2 separate regions of the Mus musculus genome follow, and region 1 is linked to region 2. The links are chromatin loops, found by intact Hi-C in ENCODE. Cell type or tissue: heart. All regions are shown on one strand. Links, peaks and the distances in the headings refer to the core of each region. The heading gives the core; the rest is flanking DNA.

Evidence for each region. Peaks named below come from ENCODE experiments on the same cell type or tissue, not always from the same donor. Only the 100,000 strongest peaks of a DNase experiment are listed, where the experiment ranks them.
Region 1: a loop joins it to region 2, with 6 times the contacts of the local background. A loop is called at or near these places in 7 of 42 quality-filtered maps.

What each region holds. Positions count from the first base shown.
Region 1 is chr5:67,721,514-67,732,884 of GRCm38, forward strand. Atp8a1 (ATPase, aminophospholipid transporter (APLT), class I, type 8A, member 1) reads right to left here. Exons shown (of 37, transcript NM_001038999.2): 21 at 10,656-10,740; 22 at 8,279-8,418. Among named protein-coding and RNA genes, the nearest start is that of Gm46914, 24 kb to the left of the region's middle. In heart, for the core only: CTCF peaks have their summits at 2,848 and 6,475 (motif pointing left); no DNase peak of the experiment used is centred there.
Region 2 is chr5:67,602,794-67,614,164 of GRCm38, forward strand. It overlaps Shisa3 (shisa family member 3), which reads left to right and starts at 5,090. Exons shown (of 2, transcript NM_001033415.3): 1 at 5,090-5,891; 2 at 8,243-11,194. The coding sequence starts at 5,615. The coding sequence ends at 8,682. In heart, for the core only: a CTCF peak has its summit at 4,851; a DNase peak (open chromatin) is centred at 5,318; H3K4me3 peaks cover 2,610 bases; H3K27ac peaks cover 1,467 bases; H3K27me3 peaks cover 5,527 bases.

The sequences.
Region 1 (11,371 bases), core at 2,062-10,061, 120 kb after region 2:
TTTGGAGGCTAATTATGGGATGGATCCCTGGATATGGCAGTCTCTAGATGGTCCATCCTTTTGTCCCAGTTCCAAAATTTTTCTCTGTAACTCCTTCCATGGGTGATTGTTCCCAATTCTAAGAAGGGGCAAAGTGTCCACACTTTGGTCTTTGTTCTTCTTCAGTTTCATGTGTTTTGCAAATTGTATCTTATATCTCGGGTATACTAAGTTTCTGGGCTAATATCCACTTATCAGTGAGTACATATCATTTGAGGTCTTTTGTGATTGTGTTACCTCACTCAGGATGATGCCCTCCAGGTCCAAACATTTGCCTAGGAATTTCATAAATTCATTCCTTTTAATAGCTGATTAGTACTCCATTGTGTAAATGTAGAATGCCAGGGCCAAAAAGTGGGAATGGGTAGGTAGGGGAGTGGGGGGGAGGGTATGGGGGGTCTTTTGGGATAGCATTGGAAATGTAATTGAGGAAAATACGTAATAAAAAAATTTAAATAAAAAAAGAATGCAATGGTTGGGGGCTGAGGAGACACCCCATTGATAAAGTGCTTGCTGAGCTAGCATGAGGATTTGAGCTGGATCTCCATGATCCACCTAACATAGGAAATAGCCAGAGGCCGCCTGACTGTCACCACGTGGCGTAGGCGGTGGGTACCACCACAGTGGCACAGATGCCAGTTAAGATACCACTGTTCTTGAACTTTAGTGATCCTGGGACCGGCTGTGCCTGGGACCGGCTGTGCCTGGGACTCTCAGTTCCGTACCACAGCTGGTTCTCAAAGCCAGCCAGGCTCCTCTGTGGTCTGCACTGTGCAGGCACCGGCCTCTGGGCCTCTTTTTCTCAGCATCCTTCAGCACATCACATTGTGGTTTCACTTACAAAAGAGCTCCTACTTCTTCCCTTTTAGTTCAAGCTGGGCTAGGGCGTTAAAACTAAGGACATTAATTCACAGGAATGCTTGCTGGATGCTTCTGGAGAGATCACGCAACTGGGTCATTCTTCTAAGGCCAAGAAAAAGGCTTTGACTTGATGTTTTCTTCTGAACCACAGAAATCCCATTTGAACTCATAAACCCAAGGGCTTGGCAAGTGAGGCCAGAACTTCACACACCCAGTTGAAAAAGAATCAGGCTCTGAGAAGCGATTTGGGTGTGGCTAGGAAAAAAAAAACAGCATATCTATCTATCCTATCTGAGTCAGACGCCAGCCATGCCCAGAGTGAAAAGTCCACCAAGGAGAGCTGGTAAGAAAGGAGCACTCTCACCAGAAAAGGGGAGCACGGGATCAGAAATGGCAGGAAATCATGGGTACTCTAAGATCACAAGTTGAAGGGAAATCATGAAAATTGTTATGTCCATTTTTAAGGCGCATACTACAAAAAGTATCGTCTGCCTCGCTTACTAAATGGAGAAGTCCCAAGTGAGCCCACTCTTACCCCAAATGCTGGTCTAATGATTATACAACTGCACACTTTATTATGCTTCATTTTTTTGTTTCCAATATTTTTATATATTGTTTTCTTTTTCAACCGACCTGGCAGCCTCACATACAGACTCTCACCATGAGACTGGAATTAAGACAGAACTTTGTTTTCAATCCCTGTTCTGCCAGCTGACAACATGGATATATCCCATAGCGAGTAACTTAAGCTACCTGGGAATCCTACTTTCACAACAGCAAGAAGAGAGTAAAATTACTGATTTGATAGTATTCTTCTGGGGATGAAATTAGATAGAGCATCCCAAACTTTTTGTGTAGTATAGGAGGAAAAAAAACTTGAGTAGTTTTTAACCAATATGACTGGGTGGTTTGGATAGGTATACCCCCCCCCCCCCCCATAGATTCATGAGTTTGAATGCTTGGCTATAGGGAGTGGCACTATTAGGAGGTGTGGCTTCATTGGAGAAGGTGTGGCCTCCAGAAAAGTGTAGGTGGGCTTTGAGGTCTCCTATGCTCAGGCTCCATCCAGTATGGACTCTAGTCGCCTCCTCTAGTCTTTGGATCAAGATGTAGAACTTTTGGGTCCTCCAGCACCATGTCTGCCTGCATGATTCCATGCTTCCCACAATGATGGTAATGGATGGACTAAAGCTTTGAAACTGTAAGCTAGCCCCAAATTAAATGGTTTCTTTTATAAGAGTTGCCTTGGTCATTGAGTTTCTTCACAGCAATAAATCCTTCACGAAGACAATGACGCATCTCCCAATGACATACTTGTTCAGAATATTAAAACTGATCTGCATTGTGAAAGTACAAAAAAGATGAGATGAACGATCGATCAGAAGGCCCACCATTTTTCTGACCATCCTAACGGACCATCTCGTACATTTACTTTAGAGATCCCTGAACTAAATACTCAGGGTATCTGGGAGTTGAGGTTAGTGGTACTGTTGCCTGACTCGAATGTGTGAAGCCTGGAGTTTGATTTCTGACACTGAGGAAAAAAACTCAAACAAACCAATCAGGGGAAGAGTAGAGGACATGAAGGTTAGACACTGTGCAGAAAGGGGCAGGACTGACTTGCAGATGAGCTGACAAGCTGCAGATGTTCTCAAGCAAGGAGTAAACCAGAAACTACCAGGATTCTCAACTGCACAGTCCCCAATACACCATGTAAACCTTCACTCAGCTTTTAGTACAAACGAGAAGTGGCACTTGCAGCTACTAAGAATAGACGTGGTAGTTTTATCTGAGGAGGCATTCCACTGTGATTCCGAAGTCTCCGTGAACCTGGCAGCCATTGGCATTCAAGAAAAGTCCTGCTTTCTATTAAGTTCAGAATTCCTCTAGGAAACTCTTAAGTCGCTTCTTGCCACATGCCACAAGGGGCACAAGGCTGTTGGACTCAGTCACATGGATGTCACGGTTGGTCTGCATTGCACCACATGGAGGCAATCTATAAACATCCTCAAAATATCAACTAGATGTTGAGGGAAAATAAGGGAGATAAAGGAGAAAATAAAAAAGATTATGACTTCAATATACTATCTTAATACCTTGTCTCAGTGTCCAGGGCTCTATCCCTGGTTAGAGTTGCACTTTGTGTGTACGTGTGTGTCAGTGTGCTGTTCCTTTCCAATCACTAAAAGGAAAGCAGAGGTTTTTGCTTAGCTCCCATTACTATGCTTTAGGGCCCCTTATGCATCAGAGTTCAACATATTTGTTTTTGAGTTTTTTCCAAGCATCTTCTCCTCCTTTTATATATAAGTAACATGAGAAGAGCACTTAAAAAAGTGAATGCGCCTACATTTCTAAAGAATGAATGGCATAAAAATTACCTCCTCGTTTCCTAACACACTCCTAAATTGATCCTTAGTGGCGCCATCTTGGAAACCCAGGTCAGCACACACAAAACTCGAGCTAGGGGGCAGACTCTCATTAGGAAAACACCTACGAGGCTCTAGTTTCTGAATAATTTACTTGACTGAATAATTCATTTATTCGTCAAATATTTACTGAGTGATTAACACAGGCCAGATAGTCAAATACCGGGACAGAGTGAGGAATGTGATGAACACAGTCACCGCTCGCAGGAAGCCTCAGTCTAGCAGGCGATTTATGTTAATCACAAAGGAGAGATGATACCAAAGTTATAGCGTTCTGACTTCACTCCTCTGCTCATAAAGGACCTTCTGGCCCATAATCTGTTTTTGGAAAAGAAATGTCAACAGATGGAAAAAAAATGCTCATTTTGAAAAGCATATTTCCCAACTGAAAACTTGAAACAAAAGATAAAACTTCTGTCACCAGGGAAATACTGTGCCTCTCCAGGCTCAGTCTGTATATATGCTGCATCTCGCGTGGCTTTCTCCAACTCTTGAGTACATGACCTGCTTTTGCACGGCAGGCGTCTACATTTAGCAGCAATGTGAAAGACGTAATTTTTTCCTATTGAAGCAAATTAATATAAATACTAAAAAAAAAAACCAAAACCCTATAGCTACTATGAAAACACACAAATTTCGACCGATGATTTAACTTAATTACGTGAAGGTTAAACCAGAGGCCTGTGTCCTGTTAATTTCAAAGGAATATAGCGGCATCATATGAGGATGAGGCAGAAGTAATTTACATGCCTTACAAATGTTAGAATAAAATTAAAAAGGCAGATTACAGTAAGCAGGAGAGAAACTTCATAGAGACAACCACCAGAACTTCCAAACCTCCTGATTATCATTACTTATAATCCTTTCTGATCCATAGAATTAAATGGATCAAAAACTTCAGTTTGTTTTTAAAAATAGTCTGTTGTTTTTGTTTTTTTCAAAGCAAAGCGCACACCTGAAGCGGCTTCTTCGTAAGGTGAACTAAGGTTGACTCTGAATATAGTGCCTGTCCTCCCAAGGAAGGAGGCGAAGGGCAGCAAAACAGGGTGAGTTTGTCGTTTGCAAAATGAGACAACTGTAAATTCTCTCAGGTGGTGACAAAGAGAAGAGGAGGTGCTGCGGACCACAAAGTGGGTCAAGACAGCGGGGAGGACCTGTCAGGGCGCCAGCCCCTCCGTGTCTTAATCCTCTCTACTTTCTAACGGCTGAGAAACTTGGCCTTTCCCAGTAATAAACGCCACCGTTCATCTTATACTCAGTAACTAAGTACTAGTAATCTACTCTAGAAACAACTCACGGTATGAGAAGTTTTTATTATTCTGAAGAGTCTATGATAGGAATGCAAACACTAGCACCCAAACACCATAAACGCTAAATCCCAAATCTTCTCTAATGATAACTGTCCACAGAGAGGACAGTATCGGGGACAGTTTTAAGCCTCCCACATTCTATTCTCTGTGGCATGGCCCTGGAGAGTAAAGCCAGTGGATTCTAAGACATGGATGTCTTGGAAGAAAAGGAGCAGTGTCACAGTAAAGGATGAATGGCAGTATTCTCTTGGATGTGGCCTTTTTGGATCAATCTATCATCCATCTATCCATTCATCCATCCATTCATCCATCCACCCACCCTTTGAGAAAGGGTCTCACTATGTGGCACCAGCTAGCCTGGAACTATCTATGTAGAGTAGGTTGGCTCCAAACAGCCGTCCCCTTTCTTCTGCCTCCTGAGTGCTGGGCTTAAAGGCGTGTGTCACCACGCCTGGCCACATAGTTTCAAGCTTATGTAAGAGTTATAACTCCCAAAGGAAGAGGGGGTTTAACTCAAATTTAAAAACCAAGTCTCTGGTTTGGACAAACAGTGGAGGGATATGAGAGTTTATAACCACAAGTTTAATTATACTATAAAAATTTCACTTACTCTGTCATATATTAAAAATATTGTTTTTTAGCAGAAGCTCTCCAAATCTCTCCACTTTTAGAATGTTTTTGGTGTAATGTGATTACTGTGTGTACGGCACCATGTGTCACTCATTCGAATATACTCGGCAGCATCTTGCATGACAGTGATGCTCTCTGATCCTTTTAAGAAGCACAGTCCTAAAACACCCACACACAGATGTAACATAATACAGTTTTCATGTTGCACTCAGTGGTGCCCGGAGTCCTGGGAGGCTCCTCATGGACCACCATGAGGCACGGTGGAGGCAGAGGAGGAGTTGAAGCCGCTCCTCTCTACCCTTCACGCTAACCGGAGCAGCTTAGCTTTCATCAGTCGCGAATATGATTTACCAATGTTTTGTTTGGGAAATGGACTCTGCTCTAAAAAGCAAAAGCAAACGCGAAAACCGCTCTCAGGGTTTAGAAATGAACCGTCTTTCCACATGCAGTCCAATAGTACTTGTCTACATGCGAATGGATTCCAAAGTCATAAAGAACAGATTGCACAGCCAGTGTATCTCAGACAAAGATGAACTCGGAGGCCGTGACAGCTAAATTTACAGCCAGGTGAAACGTCTCTGGAACTGGTGGTCTCTTCGGTGTCTCGCTGGGCTGTTTGCAAAGGTAGTAACCACATCTTCTGAATGCCAACTCGGCTGATTTTAACAGAGGGGAACCTCAGACCAACAGCAGAGCCATCCCGCTCAGACTCACACACACACACACACACACACACACACACACACACACACACACACACAGATGCACACGTACACACACATACAAAGCCCTGCCATCCTCAAAGGACTCTGCCTAGTCCCGAAAATACTACTGCTCGCTAACTGGCAAAATATTTTTTTGCAGAGCTATTTCAAAGCTTCCTTCAGACCTTCCTCCAAGTTCCTCACTTAGGGAATCTGGGCAGACCACAGTGGTCTCTAAAGAGGCCTATGTTTGGAGTAGGAACACATACAAAATGCTGTTCTTACTTGGAACAGGCAGGCTGAGGAAGGGACTCTGTCTCCCTAACATTCTACATTACAGATTTCACAACAAGAGGGTTACCACGAATGTTAAAAATCAGTTAGCTCTAAATTCCCCCTTTCATTCCTATAAGGGACAGTCTTTAGGAGGTATCTGTATTTGTATACTATTTAAGGGGCCCAGGAAACTTAAATTTTAATGTAACTCATGATCGCCATCTGCTGGATAATGGTTGAATGTGTATCCCAGTTAAAAGTTTTTAATCATAGATGTGTATCATCTATGTGCATTATTAAATAATATGTAAGTATAAGGGACATGTAATATCCCATAATTTATGTAAGAAACAAGCTATCATCCCTAAACTTATTACAGTATTTTATGGAGACAGGAGCATACTTTGAGTTACATGTAGCAATTACATGTGTCTGAGAAGAACCTCCTGCTGCTGGAGTAAGATGTTCCCTAGTGTTCCATGAAGGGGAGGGTGTGGGGAGGGTGTGAGCGAAGGCGAATTAGTCCTCAGAGGTCTTAGTCCCATTTGCCTTCCAACATGGGAAGTACCTAAGTTTCCTAACAGAGAGGAGAAAAATGCCAGCTTTTCCACCTGCTGGCAAGATCCAGAGAGCTCCACCTCAGAGGCTCCCTGCACCTCAGAGGCTCCCTGCACCTCAGAGGCTCCCTGCACCTCAGAGGCTCCCTGCACCTCAGAGGCTCCCTGCACCTCGGAGGCTCCCTGCACCTCAGAGGCTCCTTTTATCCCATGCTGCACACAGGTAAGACACTGAGGGAATCCAGTAACTGGGCAGAGACTGACTGGCAAGTTTAAGCTACAGTGAAGGCCCTTAGATACATTAGAGCACAGAGGTCTGTCTGATAATCCTTTTTTGAGCTCTGTGACCTTGGTCTAGTGTCTTAGCCTCTCTGTTACCTGGGTATCCTCATTTGTAAATAGGGATAATTAGTTCCTCAAAAGGACTAAACATGTCAACAGACGAAAGTGCCACTGTACCGCTAGGCACACAGTAAGGACTACACAAAGTGTTGGTTGTCGTTAATTAAGGAGACAAGAATTCTCGCTCCAGATGCAGCTTCAGTCACAGGATATCTACCGCTGTCAGCCCGAATAGGCTTTTTTTGTTTAACTGTAAAATGCAGGCATTTGACAGAGATCATAAAGGAACACAGTAAGTAGTTACAGCCCAAGTGAGTGCAGGAGAAAGGACCAGGCCGCTGACTGTTCTACTACAGTTTATTACAAATCCACAAAGCTATATCATTTCATATTACATAAACATAGTAATTACACATAACAGACACATCATGTCTGCGTCTGCATATGTATGTGTCCGTGTGAGCACACTTGCCTCTGTGCAGATGTCCCCATGTGCTTAAGTAAGTGGCTGCCTTTGTGTGTACCTGACCCAAGTCTTCAGTGGTGCAGAAGCAATGGGATACACTAGCGGGAGACTGCTTGTATTCAGAACCTACTCATGACGCAAAACAGCGAAGATCTACATACAATAACAGCTAGTCCTTGGGCCCTTTCAGAAAGCTATTAGACTATCTTAAGATGTATTAATTTATTGATCGCGAGACTCGATCATAAGGCTTGTCATTAAATAGATGAACACAGGTAGATAGGAAAGGTGAAAGTGGGCTCCTTGGATTGGCAGCTTCATAATCACAGAAAGTACTGTGCGAAGAACTCGAAGACATGGGAGCCAGGAAGGGAAAAGGAGAGGCCTGGGAGCCCTATAACATACCCGAACCAGCATCCATTTAGAGAACTTCAACCGTAGGCACCTCCCATCCTGAAGGCATTAAACTGTTAAATAAACTGGTAAAGATCTTTCTCTATAGGTCTACCTTCTGTCCTTCCTGGTCCATGCCACGAAAGGAACTCGGCAAGCCCCTAGACAACTACCCCTTTACATATACTGGTTTCGCACTTTACTGGTCCCCAAGCAAAGAATGGACATTTGCGGAAACGCACTCACTGTCTGAAGGTGACAATGTTCCACGCACCTTTTCAATTAGTTCGTAGCTCTCCTCCAGCTTCAGCAGCCTGTTCTGTACCGACGTGGATGCGCGGTGGTAGACGGCCCGCCACTCCTCGAAGTCGCTCTCAGAAATCTCAGCCACAGCAAAACACAAAGTCCTCAGCCCTGTAAAAGGCAGCACACCCAATAGATTTCGTCGCTAGCCTGATGCTCCCATTATTTAACAAGACCCAATTTTGAGTAGTCTCACTGAGTTTTAAACAATTTGCTGATGTGTCCATTTAGCTGTGACAAAACCTCAGTATCCAATGTCTAGAATGCTCTCCCAGCTTTTGAATTTTGCACCTTCCTCATGATTCCCAGACCCTCGAACCCTTCATCTACATGTAGGGTAACTTTCCTAAAAGCTTCATCTTAGCAAGCTGCTCCCCATGATGGAAGTCCCAAACCTGGAGTGTGGCTAACGCCCTGCATCCATTTCACCATACTCCTGGGCCACCCAGTTCCTGTGACAGACGTGGGTTCCCTGCACAGGCTATCCATTTTACCTTCCTTTCCCCAGCACCCCTTCACTGGCTGCAAGACAGCTCTACCTCCTGAGAAGGGGGCAGAGAAGAGCAGAGCTACTGACGACTGGATCGCTCCGCTGAACCTAATCTGAGGCACTGCATTACAGCACAGGTTTCTTTCCCTCATTTGGAAACTGGCTGGAAGCTTACTTGCAATGGAGCAGAAATATCCTTCAGCCTGAGGTCAGAAGGAATGGGATAGAGATTAGGGGTGGGGTGGGGTGCCAAGCCAATTGAAATAGAGGAACTAGAACCTGTGTAATACTGTTAACCAGAGTGGAGGTGTCCAGACTTTAAGACCACCTCCCCAAACATGCAAGGCCTGTATGTTGGGCAGCACAAACCTGGCATATGGGGCCAGGGGCTTGTAGACGTCTGAATTCTTGCATTCTTGGGAACTTGGAGAAAATCATGACCTTATATTCAGAAGCATCTATCTATCTATCTATCTATCTATCTATCTATCTATCTATCTATCTATCTATCTATCTATCCATCCATCCATCCATCCATCCATCCATCCATCCATCCATCCATCCATCTATCTATCTATCTATCTATCTATCTATCTATCTATCTATCTAACTATGTCTTTAAAAAATATTCCTATCCTTTCAAGCCTTGATTATGGGGAAACAACGACATGGGCAGGGCCATGCAACAGGAGTGAAAATGGAGACTGGTGATTAGATTAGATTTGATTAGCAATCAAATGCTGTGGTAAGATTCTATACATTCTGCATTAATGGGCTGAGAAGTTTAATGACTTCCACTCCCACTCACCAGATCGGCTCCCTAGACCCTGTATTGCTTGCCTCGTACACCATCATGTATTTCAGGAGGCCAGCTACAGGGATGATGTTATTTACCACAGACTCCAAGGCCTTAGATAGACACTGGCATGTAGTGGGGCTTAATAATAATAATATTTATGTAATCATATATGTAGCCATTTCTTTCTTGTTATACAGATCACAAAAGCTCAGTTTTTTTGTTTTTTTGTTTTAAATTTCCCTTAGCAAATTCCATGAGATGCAAGGTAAAGCATTTAGATGATATCCATTCTAAAAAGTGGCACAGATTTAAAGGCCTGACTCCTTCAAATGGGGACAAGGTCTCTTGTCTCTCAGCATTTTAAATTTTTGTTTGTTTTGTTTTGTGTTTTAAGAAAAACTGTGTGAATGTCTAAGCATAGGAATATCTAAATTATCACCAATAACCAATGGAGTAAAACTGCCAATAGCCTTGCAAAATATCAAAGGCCTATGATTTCTTTGTGTTTCAATCCTGTTCTTTTTTTTTTATTTTTATTTATTTATTTATTCATTTATTTATTTATTTAGGTATTTTCCTCGTTTACATTTTCAATGCTATCCCAAAGGTCCCCCATACCCACCCCCCCCAATCCCCTACCTACCTATTCCCCCTTTTTGGCCCTGGCATTCCCCTGTACTGGGGCATATAAAGTTTGCAAGTCCAACGGGCCTCTCTTTCCAGTGATGGCCGACTAGGCCATCTTTTGATACATATGCAGCTAGAGTCAAGCGCTCCGGGGGGTGGGGGGTGAGTACTGGTTAGTTCATATTGTTGTTCCACCTATAGGGTTGCAGTTCCCTTTAGCTCCTTGGGTAATTTCTCTAGCTCCTCCATTGGGGGCCGTTTGACCCATCCAATAGCTGACTGTGAGCATCCACTTCTGTGTTTGCTAGGCCCGGGCCTAGTCTCACAAGAGAGAGCTATATCTGGGTCCTTTCAGCAAAATCTTGCTAGTGTATGCAATGGTGTCAGCATTTGGAAGCTGTCAATCCTGTTCTGTTTCCATATCATGCTCACCTTCTGTAGCAAACTGTTCCAAGTGTTTTAGGGTGATTTCTTTGTACTTTGAGGTCTCTGCAAGTCGTTCATAAATTACTGTGTCCTGGAAAGTAAGCAGAAGGTTTGGTGGATTAATTAAGCATCCCGAATTTAATAAGATCGAGATCAGCCACATTACTGGTTGCTGTGCAAACATCTCCCAGTGTTTCCTTTAAAGCACTGAATATTTTTGTCTATGAGTAACAAGGACTCGCCAAAGACAGGAAGGAAGACGGCTGGCCCTGTGGGTTTTGCATCCATGGAATCAATCAAACACAGACAGAAAATGCAGCTTGGCCTGGACGGTTGGGTCTGCAGAGACTATCACAGTTTTTCTTGTGATAATTCCACCAGCAGTATGGGAGTACTTTTCACATGTTTATATTTCAGTAAGAATTCCAAGTCATCTAGAATTGGCTGGAAAAAAACAGAGAAGGAACTGGGCCTGGTGGCCAACATTTATAGTGGAGGTGGGAGGATGTCTGTGTAATGTACAGAGCACTTAGGGAAGAATGGTCTAGAACTCAGGGAACGTTGGGAAATGCTGACCTGACAGGGTCTGTCCTATGCAGATCTGCCTTGAGCTAGAGTCTCAGTGGCTGCAGGATGTGCATAAAATTTACCCAGCTTTAGAACCTTCCAGGGACAAGAGCACCTTTGGAGGTCTGTGCTATCAGATGGACGAACATGAGACA
Region 2 (11,371 bases), core at 1,848-9,847:
CCTCCCATCCTTTAACTCCCCATTCTTGAGTCTGTCTTACCCAATGGGGACTGCTCCTGCATGTGTTCGTACACTATGGTTGCTGTACACACAATTTGACCAGTCTCACCTGGAGCCTCTTATAGGGAGGAGGTGGTTTCTGTGGCTGACAATTGGAGAGAATATCTGACTGAGACCCAGGGCCCAGAGGGCGGCCCCGAAAGGAGACGGGATTTAGGTGGACATGCAGTTTTGGTTCCTGTACTTCACCTGAGTCCAGGTGTAAGGGCAGAGGACAGTAGGAGGGCTTTAGAGAACTGTCCCCAGTGTAGCGGCTGACCTCAGCATCACCACTTCACCCACAAGCTCCTTCGACACGCAGGCTCTGCCTCTGTACGTGCTCAGAACCCAAATCTGTTTCCACAAGGTCCCCAGGTACTCACTCACTCACTCACACTCTGCTTCGAGGGCATTGTGTGTAATCCCTTCTCTTTATGAATGACAAGGCCGAGGCTGCCAGATATTCTGGGCAGGTGGAAGAACATGTTTAATCAATCATGAGAAATTGACTGTCCAATAAACACCTCCTTGGGGACCAGTCTCCGGGGTCTGAGAGAATACCTTCTATTTCTTGGGACCTTTATATACTTTAGTGGTAAGTAGGAGATCCTGCAACTCTCAAAAAAATAAAAAAGTATCTTTCAATTAACTCGGGGTTACAATGGCCTGGGATAAGATTTACAGTGAGTGACCCAAGAAAAGAATTTCATTAGGTCACCAGGAAAGGAGTTAAAGGAAGTGATAACAAAACACTCCAGACAAGGGCTTGAGTTAAGAAACTATTGGTTGTTGTTTTGCTAAAAAACTTTTGTTATTCTTGAGTCATGATTTTAGGGAATGATGATTTAAAAACAAAAACAAAAAGAAGGCTCTGGATAATCTACAGCCTGGGATTTAAAGGGTTTAGCAAACACATCACAATGCCAAAAAGTTCCGAGATGGCATAGATCTTCCCACCTCCACAGCTAACTTGTTTTTTACAACTTTGTTTTCCCGGGTCAATGCAAGTAGTTTATGAGAGCTTCCTGAATCAAAGCTTGATTTTTTTTTTTTCTGTAGAACATTTTTTTAAAATTAGGTATTTTCTTCATTTACATTTCCAATGCTAATCCAAAAGTCCCTCCCCCCACTTCCCTACCCACCCACTCCCACTTCTTGGCCCTGGCGTTCCCCTGTACTGAGGCATATAAAGTTTGCAATGCCAAGGGGCCTCTTTTCAATGATGGGGTGTCCCTGTGGAGTTTCTTTCTCTTTCTTTAGCATATTTTGTTTCTCAGCCCTTTCTATGTTAAGCTCTCTTCTCTCTCTGTCTCTGTCTCTGTCTCTGTCTCTGTCTCTGTCTCTGTCTCTGTCTGTCTCTGTCTCTCTGTCTCTCTCTCTCTCCACTTACTATATATCCAAAGGAATATACGAGAGAGAGAGAGAGAAGCAAACAACAAAGTTTGATAAAGGAGGCTACAGTACCGATCTATGATTTATGGGACTAACCCTAACCCTAACCCTAATATAGTAGAACTCAAGGGCCTGCATTTTATCAATAGTGACGTCAGAGAAAGTGTGCAGTTTTTTTTTTTTTCTTTTTTTAACCAAATGGACCAAGTAGGTTTTACTGGGATGCTTGTATCTGAGGAACATAAGGAAAAGTCTAAAACCTAAAAGAGATTGTAATACAAAAGGCTCTGTACTAAAGAACATTTTTTAAAAAGATATTTTCTTTATATACATTTCAAATGCTATGCCAAAAGTTTCCTATACCCTCCCTCCGCCCTGCTCCCCTACCCACCCACTCCCTCTTCTTGGCCCTGGCTTTCCCCTGTACTGGGGCATATAAAGTTTACAATACCAATGGGCCTCTCTTCCCAGTGATGGCCGACTAGGACATCTTCTGCTACATATGCAGCTAGAGACAAGAGCTCCAGGGTACTGGTTAGTTCATATTGTTGTTCCACCTATAGGGTTGCAGACCCCTAAACAAAGAATTCTCACCTGAAGAATATCGAATGGCTTAGAAGCACCTGAAAAAATGTTCAGCATCCTTAATCATCAGGGAAATGCAAATCAAAACAACCTTGAGATTCCACCTGACACCAGTCAGAATGGCTAAGATCAAAAATTCAGGCGACAGCAGATGCTGGTGAGGATTGTGGAGAAAGAGGAACACTCCTCCATTGTTGGTGGGATTGCAATCTTGTGCAACCACTCTGGAAGTCAGTCTGGAGGTTCCTCAGAAAGTTGAACATAGTACTACTGGAGGATCCCGCAATATCTCTCCTGGGCATATACCCAGAAGATGCTCCAACTGGTAAGAAGAACACATGCTCCACTATGTTCATAGCAGCCTTATTTATAATAGCTAGAAGCTGGTTTATTTTTTTTTTATTTCTGCATAAAACAGAGTTGTGATTCTGCCATCCACCGTCCCTTTACTCAGCTGAAATTATCAGCCTGCTGCCATCTCATCTTCTCTGGGTTTTTCCTTTTTTCTTCTCCCTCTCCTTCCCCCCTGAACTCCCCCCCCCCACCTTTCTAGTGTTTAATAAAGAAAAACCCTAGACATCATACCATGTAGCTCATTTCCGATAGAAATTTCCTGAAGACCACAAGAGAGAATAGGCTGGGAAAGTGATTTCTTAAGATTGTGTTATTCACAAAAATAGGGGCTTTTTGTTACTGAGACAGGGAGAAATGTAACATGTCTAAAACATGTACATGATACTGTGGGTGTGGAGTTTTGGTCACCTTTCTCCAGGGCACTCTCCCAAAGGCTTTGGGGAGGGAGTCTCTGGAGACTTATAAATCTTTACTAGGAAAATAAAAACAAAATCTTTGAAATCGCAGATATTTGTAAGCCCACAAAGAGGCAAATATCTTTCTGAGAGCATTGTTTATGACTTTAAAGGCTATCAATGTGTAAAGTTTGAGGGAATCTTTCAGCACAAGCACCCCTCACCTATCCGTCCCTCTCCTAACCTGAGGGGCTGCTTATTGTAACCTGAAATCAGTCTGGATCCAGGACGCAAGAGAGAAAAGCACAATGCACGGTTGTTTTAGTGTTTGCAACTTCTCAGATTTATGGAGTATCAACTTATTTAGAAGTTTGGTTATTTTCCATTAGCAAATATCATCCAACTAAATTTGAGCAGAGCACCCTCTGAATAAGTCAAATAGACAAGGGCTCTAAATGAGGAAATTAATTATAGCCAGTGTCCCAGGGAAAAGAACCCCTCTGTGGCACAGAGAAATGTAATTAATGGGAGGGAAGTGCCAACAAATCACTCCTTAAAATATTAACGCTATCAAAGAACAGCTGGAGAAGGAGGAAACTTGACCCTTGGGGGACTGATGGAGGGGCCGTGGCTGCTGTACAGTTTCACACAGTTGTGATGTAATGAAATTCCTCAAATCGTAACTTAAAAAAAAAAAGATATTAAGTAGTGTGGCTCTGGAAAAGTTATTAAGCGTTAGTGTGTCTTCGAGTTTGATTATTTTATTATGATCCTTGTAGCTCATATTTGCTGTGGTTTTAAATCTTTTTCTCTTTATTTTCCTGAAAACAAAACCAACCTCCCTGCTGCCCCTAAAAAACTGGTTTGGTTTTTTGTTGTTTTTTGTTTGTTTGTTTGTTTGTTTTAAGCAGCCTGAAAGCCCGGTGACAGCATTTTTTTTCCTATATAAATAAAAATCCATTAACCACGAAATTTCTACTCCACATGCTTCAATTAAATTCTTAGTTAAGGAAATTTGTTTGCCTAAATGTAATTTGGCTTTACTTAACAGTTTGATAACTTATTATTGCCCCCCAAACATTTATTGTGGAGCAATGCAGTTATAATTTTACACAGTCCTACTCAGTAGTGGCGTGTTGGGTATTTATTTTTATATTTAAATAACAATCTCAATATTTAAGACCTGAAGCTAGGAGTGGTTCTTTACCCGGGATGGAATTTAATTTAGATACTTAAAAATAAACCGTTTTATTCAGCACCGAAGTTTTTCTAGAAGCCTCTGGGACCGTGGGCAAGCTGCGGGTGTAATAAATACTTCTGACCGCGTATACTTGTGTTGGCGGTGCTCTGACAAGTTCTTCCATTTGTTTCAGGAGACTTGCTAATATCTAAATCGGTGACAGGGTGTTCAAAGCGTTTGACAAACCGTGTGGCTGAGACGAACGTCCTCACACGTACCGAACCAATAAACCCCGGAGAGGAAACACAGGTTGCAATAAAAATAAAGTCTTGAGGTTAGCACCGGTTTCACGTAACTCTGGCTTCACAAGGCTCTCCCTCGGCTAGAGGAGCCATGCCCTGCAAACAGCCCACAGGGGACACATCATTTAAATAAATGTGTTTCTTTGCCCGAACAGAAGTTCAGATAGGCTCGATTATCATTAATTCTGCTCTTTTATTTCCTTTGCGGGCGCGGAACACCGAAATCCTGGCCTTTGAAGTGAGGCTGGCGGGGCTGACCCGGGTCCTCCCCGGCGCCGGCTCAGCGGTGCGGGAAGGAGGCGCCTGAGCGTGAACTCGTGGAAGCTGGAAAGGAGGGGTGAAGGGGTGGGAGTGAGGTGCAAATGTTGGTGACCCTAAAAATCAGGTTATCGGAATCGAACGAATCCTCAGAATCGGCGGCCCAGGGACAAACTGAGTCTGTGCACAAGCCGACAGAACAGTTAGGGGACTTCAGACGCCACGCTCGTTTTTTAAAAGAAACCCGTGGAACTCAAGCGCGGCGCAAGTCCCCTCGTGAGCTGGCAGGCGTGGACGGAAGCGGGACCGTAGTCTTCCTCATCCTTCTGCAGGTTTTCCCCTGGCTATGTGACAGCTAGGTGGCAGGCTCGGCCTGGTCCCCTCGGGGTCACCGCCAAGGCCCGGGGTAGCGCCGTGGGTGGGGGCGGAGGGGAGACGCGCGTGAACCTGCGGGCGTGCGGACCGCATCGCGGTGCACCCGCTGTGATTAGCTCGCGCGGCGACCCCGGAGGGCGGACTTTCCTCACCCTCGAGTCTCCTCCTCCCTCTGCCTTTTTAAGGGACGCCCTCCAGGCAGAGCTGTCAGCCACCCCAGGCCCTCTGCACTTGGCCGCGACTGGGCTGTCTCCCGCCTGCGTGACAGTCAGGGGCGGGAGCGGAATTAGCCGTTGGTCCCCGAGACCTGCACGTGGAGAGCCAAGCTCAGTTCCCGGCTCTGCCGGGTACCGGGCGACAGCCCACGATTGGGACATTGCCCGGCCCTGGAGTTGGTCGTTCAGGGCTCGACGGCCCGCAAGAATAGCGGCCTGGCCCCGGGTGCTCCTAGCGCGATGAGCCTGGCTAAAGGCGGCCGCTGCTTCAGTCGCAGCCTACGCGGTGGCCTCCCGCGATCCCTGGTCCCCTCACCCTCGCGCACCATGCTGTCCTCCGGCCAGCGGAGCCCGCAGAGCAGCCCACGCCTCCTGCCCAGCCGCTGCTAACCCACGAGAACGCGTTCTTGACCGGGAGGTCAACCGGCCGCGTGGTGCCTCGGGGAGGCGGAACCTTGGTCCCCCGGAGCTCCGGCTCCGCCCTCGGATTCTCCAGCTGCCACCGGGCGCGGGGCGGCGATGGGGGCGCTGCTGGCGTTCTGTCTGCTCGTGGGCTTGCTACGTTGGGGCCCGGCGGGCGCGCAGCAGCCTGGGGAATACTGCCACGGCTGGGTGGACGCGCAGGGCAACTATCACGAGGGGTTCCAGTGCCCCGAGGACTTCGACACGCAGGACGCCACCATCTGCTGCGGCTCGTGTGCGCTGCGCTACTGCTGCGCGGCAGCCGACGCCAGGTTGGAGCAGGGGGGCTGCACCAACGACCGCGGAGAGCTGGAGCATCCTGGCATCACCGCGCGTAAGTGCGGCATCCCTGGGCGGACATGGCTCGCCCACCCGACACAGGCACGCCTTACTAGCTCGGGCCACAAAGTGGACCACCTCTGGGTCTGGGGATTGAAGAAAAAGAGGGTGATCGTATTTCAGGTCAGGGGTCCTATCGCTTTGCAGTTTGGGTCCCGGCTGCACGTGATGCCCATGGTTCGGCCCTAGGGAAAGTTTGCAAGGGTTCGCAGGAACTGCTGGTCTGGCGGGAACCTGGTGCTTCTAGGGTAGACAGCTGGAGCTAGGTTGGGTTTCCTGGGCGCTCTGGTCAAGTGGGGGAACTCCGGAAGTGCGGGTGCCAGGGAACTCGACTCTGATCACCCCCTTATTTTCTTTTGTCGAGTAGTAGCATTTCGTCACTCTTCCAACTTCCTTACAATTCTCTGCATCCAATTACCCTCTCTAGTCCACCCCCTATTGTCACGCTTTTCAGAAACACCCAAGTCTTTGGAGGTGAGGATTTAAAATTCCGGGTCACAGGGATTTCTCAGGCCCCCTATTCTCACGTCGGAAAACACGGGTCAAATTTCCGCTCACTTGTCCACTTGCTCACTTAAGAGGTGAATAAATCAGGACCCCAGCTGAGGAAATTTACACCTTGAAAAAAAAGTTTTCCACTTGAGTTGGAACATCAGGGAAACCTTTTAAGGCTCAAGGCGAAGGTTTTACTGCCAGGAAACCCGAGAAGTGTGTGGAGCTGAGAGCCTGTGTCTCCCCAGGACTGGGAGGTGGCAGTGTGGGGCCTGCACACTCTGATCCCCAGAAAGACAGGGAGAGAGAAGCAGGTCCTGTCGTCCAAATGATAACTGAGAGGAGGGAGGGGTCAGCATCAAACAGGGTTTTCCTCTGGGGTTTAATTTTGGCGGGGAGGGGAGAGTGTTAAAAAGCCCACTTCTGAGGACCTGGGAAGTAGTTTCTAGACTACATAGCAGAAAGCAGGAACTCAGGGCTATCTTAGCATGTTAGAAAAACCAAACTTCTCTGCTTCTCTAGGCAATGCTAAGCCTGCCTCCTGAGTCGGGAGGGGGGTTGTTCTCCAAAACAGAGACTAGAGGATTGGAGCATTCTCCCCACTTACTGAGTCTGAGATCAGGCCAAACCAGATGGATAGTGCTCTGCCTCCTGCCAGCACTTTAACCTCTGGTGACTTAACTACGCTGGGCCATTTTTCGAATTTAAAACGGGCATATTGCCATCAAAGAGTCAGTTTATTGATGACAGTAGCATACAGCTGTTTGACTCCAGTGCACAGGGAGTGCAGGCCAACTTCACCTGGCCTTCTATACCACTGGTACTCACACAGAGACGGAGACAGGGGGGTGGGGGGTGTAAGGGATGCCGAAGAGCTCACAGTTAGCAGCCCATGGGTAGCTGCTACCTGTCCTACCCTGGCTGAGTCTTTAGAAAATATATGTATTTATATCTGGATAAGAGGGAGTTGCTATCTCTCAAGGCCTCTGTGATAAAAGTTCAACCTGATACAGAAAATCAGGCTCGAGAGCCTTAGTAAACCCACGTGTCCAGTCTGCTGCCCGGAAGCTGGAGCCTGCCTCTCAGTGTGGTTCTTTCACACAGGGGAGAGACCAAGGCAGCTGCCCTGATACCTCTGGAAAAGAAAGCCTTATTTCTATCTGCCTTTTAGAGATGGAAGCAAAGGAGAGTTTGTTTGCTCTGCCTTGGGGATGTGCTCAGAAAGAAGTCTGGGTCACCAGTACTGAGAACTACACACTGTTCTTTCTGTGGGTGGGAATGTAGACACAGAGGTATGATGTCTGGAGTCAGGACTGATGGTTTGTGAGATGGTGGGAGACACAGTAAATTGGGGCTCACTGTGGATTGCTTTCTCCTGCTCTTTCTAGAGCTCTGTAACACCCCGGGGCTTCATTCAACAGGCTTGGTTCTCCTGGCTTAGACAGGAAGCATTTGGACAGGAGATGGATTGTCAGTCTAGGAGATGGGTTAGACCTTTAAGTGTCCCACCATGATCAAACCCCTAAAACCTAGATTTAAATGCACATTCATGGTGATCCCCCAAACTTACCCTCTCCCTTCAGTGCACCAAGAGGACGATATAGGCTTTCTGACCTCCAGATGTTCAATATGATGGCTGATTGCTAACAGAGGCTACAGCACCAGTTTGCTTCCTCCCTGCTAGGAGTAGCAAGAGCATTCCATCACCATGGTTTGTACTTTGGGGGTTGCCAGTCACAGGCAAGCTGACAGCCATGATGAGCCTCTGCCTCCCGTCTCTAAGAGGCCAGAGCAGAGGGTAGGGTTTGAGTGACTTGTACCCAGCATCTGTGTATGTCTGTTTTTGCCTTTTAGAACCTGTCTATGTCCCCTTCCTGATCGTCGGCTCCATCTTCATCGCCTTCATCATTTTGGGCTCTTTAGTGGCTATCTATTGTTGCACCTGTTTGAGACCCAAGGAGCCCTCTCAGCAGCCCATCCGCTTCTCGCTCCGAAGCTATCAGACAGAGACCTTGCCCATGATCCTCACCTCCACCAGCCTCAGAGCAGCTTCCAGGCAGTCCAGCACCGCTACCAGCTCCAGCTCCACGGGAGGATCTGTGCGGAGGTTCTCCTTTGCCAGGGCTGAGCCAAGCTGCCTGGTGCCCTCATCACCCCCACCTTACACCACTGGTCACACCATACACCTAACCCAACCGTCCGGTTTCCTGGTATCACCCCAGTATTTTGCATACCCTCTCCAGCAGGAGCCCCCATTACCTGGGAAGAGCTGTCCAGATTTCAGTTCCAGTTGACGGGGCGATGGCTGTGAATAGGCCACACAGGGAAACGGCAGCCAGCCAGGTGGAGTGCTGCTGTCTCGGCCAAGCCACGCTCACTTCTGAAGAGATGTGTGGTAACCCACCATGCTCATGGAAGAAAGGGCTGGAAAGACTCAGCACTTTCTGGTCTTGAGATTCTTGGCTACAATGACAGGAGGTCTGACTTAGCAATCATGGCGAACGTGACAACCTAGTCACCTTTTGTTAAAATAGTCAGCAGCTTGATGTTCAGTTTGCAAGTTGAAAGAAAATATTTTACCAGACAATTCATCTACCCTTTGTAGAAAAACACCCTGTGTTCCTTTTCCTGAGTTGAATTGTAGTACAAATATATACATAAATAAGGACATACACTTAACTGTAATTATAAAGGTTCACTTAAAAATTAACTATTAAGTAAACTCGAAGGGCCAGTGAACTACCTATTTATAATTTTTGGAGCAACCTAACTATAAGCAATATTAGTATGATGAGAACAGTTACTTCTTAAATTAATAACAAACTTTGTTTTAAAATATGAGTTTTCTTTTTCCAAAATACAAGGTTTCACTAACCACCTGGGAAGCTTAGAGTTTTAAATATAAACTCAGACATGCGCTGTAACCCAGATTAAAGTTTTAAATATCTACTCAGACATGCGTTGCAACCCAGATTCTAGGTAAAAACACCTCCCCCGCCAACCTGAGGGAATATTTATTGCAGACTTTTTGTTCAGCAATATTAGTGTTTAAATAGAAGTTGGACAATTGGGTCTTAAAACATTTATTTGTACAAAGAATTATATATAAACGTGAAGATTTGTAATTTAATTTACTTACCACATTGACGGTACTAATTATTTAGAAGTCATACTGTAATTTTGCTCGAAGTCAAAGGGAGGGGAGACATTAGTGTAAGCATTCAGTATTCCACATTTTATGTGCCACTGTGTTTGATGTCTGGTGACGACACATAAGGACCAGGCTAGAAAATAAATAAATAAATTTATCCAGTTTCCTGAACTCTATTTGGGGTTTTCAAATCAGGATTCTTGATTTGAAATTCATCCAGTCATCTATCACCTTCAGTATCCCTGTACCAAGTCAACAGAGGTAGAGGAGGGTTAATTGGCTCCCTTGTTTTCCAGTTGAGGGTCAGAGAAAACCAGTTCGAAGGCATTGCTCCTTAGCCAGGAAGTTAGAGTGGTGCCAACTTCCAGTCGCTTCTCTCTTCCACATGCAAATCTGGTCTTTCTTCCAAGTATTCAAGATTATATAAAAATCAACTTAAGAGATAATTGGATGTAAAGAACAAATGTCTGAGACTGTGCTCAAACCCACACAACGGGATCACCATCCTGGTTGTAGTAGCTCTTCTGTCCTGTTTCGTTGACAGTTTTAAGTTAACTTCCGCTGAGTTCTCTGTTCTAACACAAGTCAAGTGCAGTGCTGAGCAGTTGTGTGTTAACTTATCCAATCCTCCAAACAACTCAGAGGTATTGTAACTACCATCTTACAAAATTGGAAACGGAGGAAAAGACTAAAGTGTTCAACTTTCTACAGCAAGTTAATACTGGAGTCGGTGTGTAGAGAATGCCTCAAACACCAGATTGGCACCTGCTTTAAAATTTATTTAGCTTCTTTTTGAGATAGAGTGTCCCTACATAGCAAGGCTGCTCTAGAACTCACGATCCCGCCGCCTCAGCACCCCTGTACCCACATACTGGGGTTATGGTTGTGTGACGTCATACCCTGCTTTAATGTGCTGATTCTTGGTCCTACTAAGTGTGGTGAATGTTTCTTATTTTGTAATCTCCTTTAGTTGTTGAAAAAATGAATTACAGGCAATATACCTGTAATTAAAATAAACCCATTCAGTGTGCTAATGAGAGGGAGAGAGAGCAAGAACAAGAGCCAGAGGGAGCAGCAAGAGTGAGAGAGAGTGGAAGGGGGAGAGAGAGAGAGAGAGACAGACAGACAGACAGACAGACACACAGAGAGAGAGAGAGAGAGAGAGAGAGAGAGAGAGAGAGAATCAAAGCTTCAGTAGACTCTGAAGGACTCACAGAGAGGTGACTGAGCTAATTTCACCCTCCCATACCCAGTTCCACAGTGCCTGCTAGAGTATGGAAATGCCCCCTCCCATGCTAAGCACGATTCTAGTTTGTCAGTGGCTGTATTTTCTGTTTCCTGCTGCTTTGGAGAACAGAATGCATTCTTTAGGCGCACCGATGTTGAGTGACTCACCGAGTGCTCACATCTATATTTCCCTGCTGCTGTGGGATTCTCCAACCAATCACCTGGCCATATAGTATTTAAAACTAGGATGGTGTTGTCTATGTAATTTATTGTAACGTGGCATTCAGTGACATTGAGTCAAATCATATACTCATGTACTTGGCGACACAAAAATGTATCTTTGTACAAGCCTTCTCTTTGGAAGCTAAGTGGCTGCTAATACTATTTATGATCTTAACATAATAAAGCCATCCCATGGTAATTTTTAGACATGTCTCTTTCAACAAGCCTTTGAATCACATTCCTCACCTTTGGGTTTGGCCCTGGGTGGGGTTGAAAAGTCCAAGTGGAATTAAATGCAGTTCCTATCCCAGAAGTCTCTACTCTCCATCTGGCTGGGACAAGGCAACTAGAGCTTGAGATGGGATGTTGTAGGTGCTTTAGAA